2 separate regions of the Homo sapiens genome follow, and region 2 is linked to region 1. The links are chromatin contacts, found by Hi-C or POLR2A ChIA-PET in ENCODE. All regions are on one chromosome and are shown on one strand. The core of a region is the stretch at or near the end of the contact, and the rest is flanking DNA. Distances in the headings are between cores, read along the strand shown. Region 1 holds the start of ETV5-AS1 (ETV5 antisense RNA 1). Region 2 overlaps LOC105374257 (a long non-coding RNA gene).

Evidence for each region. A loop is a pair of places that touch in the nucleus more often than their neighbours do. ChIA-PET counts read pairs that join two places held with the same protein, here RNA polymerase II (POLR2A).
Region 2: a map of chondrocyte shows a loop between it and region 1 (2.1-fold over the local background). The contact joins the enhancer-like site here to the promoter of ETV5-AS1 in region 1. A Hi-C loop is called at or near these places in 2 of 168 maps with a recorded cell type or tissue (chondrocyte and tibial artery). POLR2A ChIA-PET finds 5 or more read pairs at or near these places in 4 of 52 experiments (OCI-LY7, Panc1, WTC11 and 1 more).

What each region holds. Positions count from the first base shown.
Region 1 is chr3:186,077,432-186,080,864 of GRCh38, reverse strand. It overlaps ETV5-AS1 (ETV5 antisense RNA 1), which reads right to left and starts at 1,695. Exons shown (of 2, transcript NR_046594.1): 1 at 1,524-1,695; 2 at 1-305. ETV5 (ETS variant transcription factor 5) reads left to right here. Exons shown (of 13, transcript NM_004454.3): 7 at 761-1,048. It overlaps LOC124909470 (a long non-coding RNA gene), which reads left to right and starts at 1,056. Exons shown (of 2, transcript XR_007096205.1): 1 at 1,056-1,833; 2 at 2,651-3,433. RefSeq lists a silencer at 3,103-3,298.
Region 2 is chr3:186,136,974-186,140,464 of GRCh38, reverse strand. It overlaps LOC105374257 (a long non-coding RNA gene), which reads right to left. Exons shown (of 3, transcript XR_001741051.3): 3 at 240-524. Among named protein-coding and RNA genes, the nearest start is that of ETV5, 30 kb to the right of the region's middle. Within about 2 kb of position 1,989, at least 2 of the 41 ENCODE cell types and tissues checked have a DNase peak (open chromatin) inside an H3K27ac peak, as active enhancers do.

The DNA.
Region 1 (3,433 bases), core at 446-2,945:
ACAAAAGAAAACCATTAAAAACCTTGTGGCTCTACAGAGCACTAAGTTCATAGGGTACCCAGTCCTTCTAGGGAAAGAGTCTCAATCCTGGGATACTTGATCTGTGGCTTTGAGGCAGGTAATATATACTTCTTCATGTCTATCATATGTTAATGTGAACTTTAAGCACCAGAGAAGTAATCTCCAAATCAGAATATATGAAAAAGTCTTGAAGCTTGTGCCCTTTACTTAAGAATATCCAGGCCCCAGGAATGAAGCTTTAATTTTAAATCATTCTTTGCTCTAGAAGATAAACATAGATTTGCCTGAAAGGGGGAGGAGAAGAGTTGTTAATTCAAATGATGTCACAGCACAAACAGACCTTCAACACATATTCTGACTAATTCCTGGGAACCCTGGAAATAGTTGGGAGAGGGGACCAGAGAACACCTGGCAAACATACATTCTCCCCTCACCCACCCACCCTACACAGGCATACACGGAGAATTCTTTTAGAAGGAGGGAAAAAGGAAACCGGAAGCAGAGGCTAAAATTATCCTTGAGAAAAATCACTAGAAGTGTTAAACAAGTCCCTGTGACGCAGTGTGTTTGTCACTTTTCAGAGGTACAAATATCCCCTCGGGGCTACGAGCGATTTAACTATGTTAATGCTGTTATTTCCTGGCAACAATGGGCTGCAAACTAGCTTTCTGCTGGACCTGGTAACCATGCTAATGGCTTCATTTCAGCTTAATGGTTCCTTCTCTTTTTCTGTTTACAGTGCCTATGATAGGAAGCCTCCCTCTGGGTTCAAGCCATTAACCCCTCCTACAACCCCCCTCTCACCCACCCATCAGAATCCCCTATTTCCCCCACCTCAGGCAACTCTGCCCACCTCAGGGCATGCCCCTGCAGCTGGCCCAGTTCAAGGTGTGGGCCCCGCCCCCGCCCCCCATTCGCTTCCAGAGCCTGGACCACAGCAGCAAACATTTGCGGTCCCCCGACCACCACATCAGCCCCTGCAGATGCCAAAGATGATGCCTGAAAACCAGTATCCATCAGAACAGAGGTGGGTGTTGATCTGGGCTTCTTCCTTAATTGTCTCCCTCACTCCTATCCTTTCTCACTGGGAGAGGGGAAGCAGTTTGTCTTATTTACCAGGTTCCTAAAAAGTTATCATTACATTGAGGCAGCTTGTGAGGCAAGACTAATGATAATACGAATATGACTGTTTATATACCACCCTGTTCCCAAGGTACTCCAGATGGTTGATGGACTACGACATCCTTATAAAGTAGGTAAGGGAGAGGTAACTGGTATTCTCCCGTCTCACAGAACTAGAGGAAGAATGACTTGCCAGGATAGTCTTGTCCCTCACTGAGGGCAGGTTCCTGACTCCTCATTGGATGCTGCCTACTATTAATAGAATTGAACTTCAGTTATTACCATTTCACTTACATATAAGGGACAATTGCTGATTTATACAAGGTAATATTACTTATCTGATTTTAACATGTTTTAACAGTAGGAGATTAGCTAAGGACCTTATTTGTACATCTGCTTTTGAAATAGAAATCTCCTGGTTACACTGCAGGTGGTTTTTACATTTCTACAGGCATTGAGGCATCAGGAGTAACTTGTCCAGAGTCATTCATTTGTCAAAAAAGTGTGTGAAGGGAACCTTCTCTGCACACTCCAAACCTGACCTCTTTATCTGTGGTATTCTAGAATCTCGGATGCTTGTGGCCTTCTTTTATAGAAGATGTGCTGGGGGCCTGTCTTTATTTCAAGTTTCTCTGGGATAGGGGGGTAGTTGTCAACAATATTACCAAAGGATGCAAGATGGTGGCCATGGTATTTCATATCTATCTATCTTGTGTTAGGTGGATCGGTGTGGGGGCCACAATGGGGCGGGAGTGGGAAGAATATATGAGTATACCTTTCCCAGGCCTGGTCCATTCCAGATGCCTACCAGTATTTACTTGGAGGTCATTTTATTTCTAGATGAAATGCAGGGGAAAAAATAAGGTCCCTTTGTCTGGTTCTGATCCCCTTCCCGTTTTGCTCTGAAAGTCACCATTAAGAACGGCAAAATATGGCTGGTTGCTGTTTATTCCTTGGTTAGGCCAAGGAACACGAACGCCTGTGTTACACAGGGCTCAAGGGGTGAGCACTGACGGGGTTGTGGGGGGCTGGCTCTGGAGTGGGCCTCTATTGCCACCGGGGACTCATCTGGAGGACACAGCTGCCGCTGAGCTTTTGGCAATTGTTACCTTGTACTAACAACCTGTACTTGTGCAGAAGAATTTGGTTACTTGGTTTTTTATGTAAAAATTGTAGACTTTTTTTTTTAAGTTGGCAACTAATTCAAATTAAAAACAACACCTCTGCAGACTAAACAAAACTTCTCTGGGCAAAATCACCCTGCAGGCCTGCCAATTTGTGAACTCTGGCCTAGATATCATTTTTATTTCAATGGTTTTTTGGTGTTTTTAAACAGCATCTTGCTGATTTTCTGCAAGGGTTATGGGGAAATTGGGGAGGAAGTGTGGGGTCGAGTATATATTCAGTATTTGAAACTCTTAGCAAACTTCTATTTGTTATACCATGAACTGTAAAAGAAAATTCCTTTATCTAATATTTCCCCCTCAATCCTTGTTTTTTATCCAAGGGGCTTATGTAACATACTGTATTAACAGTTAACTGAGTTGGGAGACAAATATCCTAGTTCTCCTGGAGAATTGGGAGATGGGTAGCCCCAGTCTCAGCTGTGAAATAAGCCTGTCTCCAGTCCACCCAGCCCCCTGAGAAGGAAGGAGTTTTGGATTCCTGGGATTGATGAGTTATTTGCCCGTGGGTGTTGAAAGGAAGAGAGGAGGGAACCAGAATGCAGGTATTTCTTTTCTTGGGTGATTCCTCCTTGAAGTCTGCCTGTGCATTTTGGACTTACTTCTTGTTATACTCTGCCTTTGAGACTGATGGGTCTAAAATTCAAAGCTCTCACACACACACTGGGGTGATACAGAGATCCTTGAGGTAATTGAGGTGAAGGGGGAGGAATTCTGTAGGTGACCAAATCGATTACAAACAACACTGGGCACTTGGATTTCCACTCAAGAGTGCTGTCCTCTCAAAGTTGAAAGTGCACAGGAGTCCCCATGGGAGTGTGGAGCGGGGATTTTCAATGCAGAGTCCTTGTTAACATTCAGAGATAGAGTGTGTGGGCCTGGGGCGGGGCCTGGATATAGTCTTGTCACACTTTGAGAAATTGTGATCCAGCTCTCTCTACCCTCATCCTTATTCCACCCTACCTTTATTTAAAGCATGTATTACCAAATTCTATTCCTACTGCCTTTGTCTATTAATATGGTCATCCACGTGATATCTATGTGACATAAAACGCATCAAAAACGTGACAGTGATTTTTCTTCTAGATACTGGATAGTACACAGAA
Region 2 (3,491 bases), core at 740-3,239, 59 kb before region 1:
TCTGGGAATCACTGCAAGCTCCGCCTCCCAGGTTTACGCCATTCTCCTGCCTCAGCCTCCCGAGTAGCTGGGACTACAGGCACCCACCACCACGCCCAGCTAATTTTTTGTATTTTTAGTAGAGACGGGGTTTCACCGTGTAAGCCAGGATGATCTCGATCTCCTGACCTCGTGATCTGCCCGCCTCAGCCTCCCAAAGTGCTGGGATTACAGGCATGAGCCACTGTGCCTGGCCTGAATTTTTAATAAGTAAGTTATAGGTATCATGACATCTCACACCAAAATACTTGAGCATACATCATCACGGAGGATTCTCTCTGAAGTGTTGAAGGTTGTGTGTATCGTCCGCATTGCTGAAGGAAGGCTTCAAGGTGTTGTGCATATGAGCTCTGTCATTTCTCAACTGACTGAGTCCAGTTGTTTCCAAGCAGAAATTCATCAGGACATTACCATCACTCATGAGGAGAAAGTGTTGGGTGGAACCAAAGACGGTCTTAGCTGTATTTGAAACATTTCTGATTCTTCTGGAAACAGGAAAGCAAACAGCCCATGAACTAAATTCTCAAAAGACACTAAATCGGAAAGTGTTATAAGCACTAATGATGCCAGACAGAAAAATGCAAAACAGTTGGAGGAGTCAGAAATTCACCTGAAAGTCCGGGAGCGGTGGCTCACGCCTGTAATCCCAGCACTTTGGGAGGCCAAGGCAGGCAGATCACTTGAGGTCAGGAGTTCGAGACCAACCTGGCCCAATATGGTGAAACCCCATCTCTACTGAAAAAACACAAAAAAATTAGCCGGGCGTGGTGGTGCGTGCCTGTAATCCCAGCTACTCAGGAGGCTGAGGCCGGAGAATCCCTTGAACCCGGGAGGCGGAGGTTGCAGTGAGCCGAGATCGTGCCACTGCACTCCAGCCTGAGAGTAAAACTCCGTCTCAAAAAAAAAAAAGAAAGAAAGAAGAAGAAATTCACCTGAAAAATGCAAGTTCTTAATTCTGAAATAAAAAGCTGTTTAAAGCATTAGTAGTTACAGAGTGGTTGGGCACAATATTATTTTGAACAGGTAAAACAATAGAACACCATGTCTGCAGATTTATTTATTCAGCTAAAAAACAGTTTTAGTTATTGTGCCATCACGTGAAGAATAGGAAGCTAGACTCAGGGAGTGGATAGGCTGCTGTGATGTACAGATACTCCCCTCCACTAGGGCAGGACTGATCTGGAAGTGTGTCAACCCCCGAGAGAACATCTGGGAAGCCTGGTTGAAAAGCTTTGGCTCATTTATGCAGGGTAAGAGAGAATTTTTCAATAGGCAAAATGTATGGAAAGCAGGTATCATTCCACTTGCTCTGTGCGTAGCTGCTGGGATCAGGATGGGCTGACTGCACATGTTCCGGACAAGATGGTGGGCAAGGTGGGTGGTGCAAAGGTCTACCAGCTCAGTGATTCCGCCAAACCAAAGAAAAGCAGGCAAAAATGAGTGATAGCAGGTGCCAGAATATTCAGCCTGTCTCAGTCAATGAACGAAACGTGTTTCCCATTTTAAGCACAGCCTAAGGGAGAAGTAACAACTAGAAACCAAGGCCTGATAGATTCCCAGCCTGTGCACGGTGGAGCTACACGGGCACCTACCTGACTTCCTACACATCGAGAGGAAAGCTTTCTTATCCATACCCCAAGTGCGCATCTGCCCGCCTTTGAATCATTAAACACCACCCCTCCCTTCGCCACCCCTTTCCTCACACCATGGAGTTCATAACACCAAGCATCACCTTCTCTTCTCCTGACACTGACACCAGAAGAAAAGGAAGTCTATGTTGACGGCACAGAGATGAAAATTGCCTCCATCATTCTGAGTGTAGGAACATGTTTTCTTCCCAGATCGCCCCCTCTTTGGAAGAACACAATCTCTTCTAAGCTCCCTCCTCCAGCCTAACCCCTGGCCCTGAAGCCCAGGATCTGCTGATCAAACACATGAGCTCACTGCAGCTTATATAAGAGCTCTTGGCAGGCCTTCCCAGAGATGGATGCTGGGCTAGGTCTCTGCACACTTGTGCTTGCCTCGCCTAGGCAACATGACTTTTTGTTTCTCTATCTCCTCAGAACAGAGAGGCCTATTTGTACTACTGTTCATCAGTCGTTTTGTAGTAGGAAAGAGGAAGCACAAAGTTTCTTCCTATTTCCCAGTGATTAAAAGTGGCCCAACTTCCTAAGGGGGAAAATAAGAATTCCAAAGACAAAGCTCACTTGAATGTGCTGAGCCCCCTTCACTCGGCTGTTTTCTGTGATGGGGCCACACCGCTGTGGGTTACCACAGGGGAGCAAGGATAGAAACAGAGTGGGAGCTGGGGGCCACGCCTGTGTGACATTTCGGAGGACTCCAGCTCGAAGGTCCTTTCTGAGATGTTTGTGAGCAGGGACTAGGGCAGAGGGAAAGACAAAATATTAGGTTGGAGCAAAAGTAATTGCTGTTTTGCTTATACTCTTAATGGCAAAAACTGTAATTACCTTTGCACCAACCTAATCGATGAGAATTCCCATCTTCCCCCAAAGGGGAAATAAAAGGACATTTAGGGAAATCTGTCAGATAGTCTCAAAGGTAGGTCATCTGCAAGAAATCCATCCTGCCTCCGACTGACTTGGTGAGAAGTCCCATCCATTCCCAGACTCCATTTTCTTAAAGGAGAAGAGAAACTTTTGGAAACCACACTCAGGAACTCAGAGAAACGAGGAAAGAGAAAAAGCAAGGAAAAGCCATTCATGAACCCAACTTTCAAATTCAGTGGATATTTTGCATGGCTCCCAAGAGGAGAAGGGACGGTTGTATGACAGGATTTGTTTCTCCTACTGCCACTGACGAAAGGAAAGGAAACGCATGAGGCCCTTTGCCGTGCCCGGCTCCCTTCTGCCGCGTCAGTCACTCCAGGCCTGGGGCTCTGAGGCAGGGCCAGGGAAGGAAGACGCAGGCCTTAGCTGTGGCCATTCTCATTCTCTTTCCTGAGCTTCGAAGCCACATCCTGAGGGCACTTCCTACCCACACATCCTCGTCCAGGGAAATGTGCTCATCTCCCTCCACTCAGCACTGGACTTCTCTCGCAAGGCCAATTCTGGTGCTCCCTTCATACCAACTGGCAATAGGGATGTGGGCAAGTCATATTACGGCTCACTTTCCCTACATGTAAAATGGGGCTGGATAGGGTGATTCACACACTTACTAATGGATTCATCAGTGAATATTTTGTTTTTAAAGAATGTCTGTCTGGGCTGGGCATGGTGGCTCATGCCTGTAATCTTAGCACTTTGGGAGGCCGAGGCGAGAGGATCACCTGAGGTCAAGTGTTCAAGACCAGCCTGGCCAATGTGGTGAAACCCTATCTCTACTAAAAATGCAAAAATTAGGTGGGTGTGGTGACGCGCGCCTGTAGCCTGTAATCTCAGCTACTGGGGAGGCTGAGGCAAGGAGAATGGCGTGAACCTGGGAGGTGGAGCTTG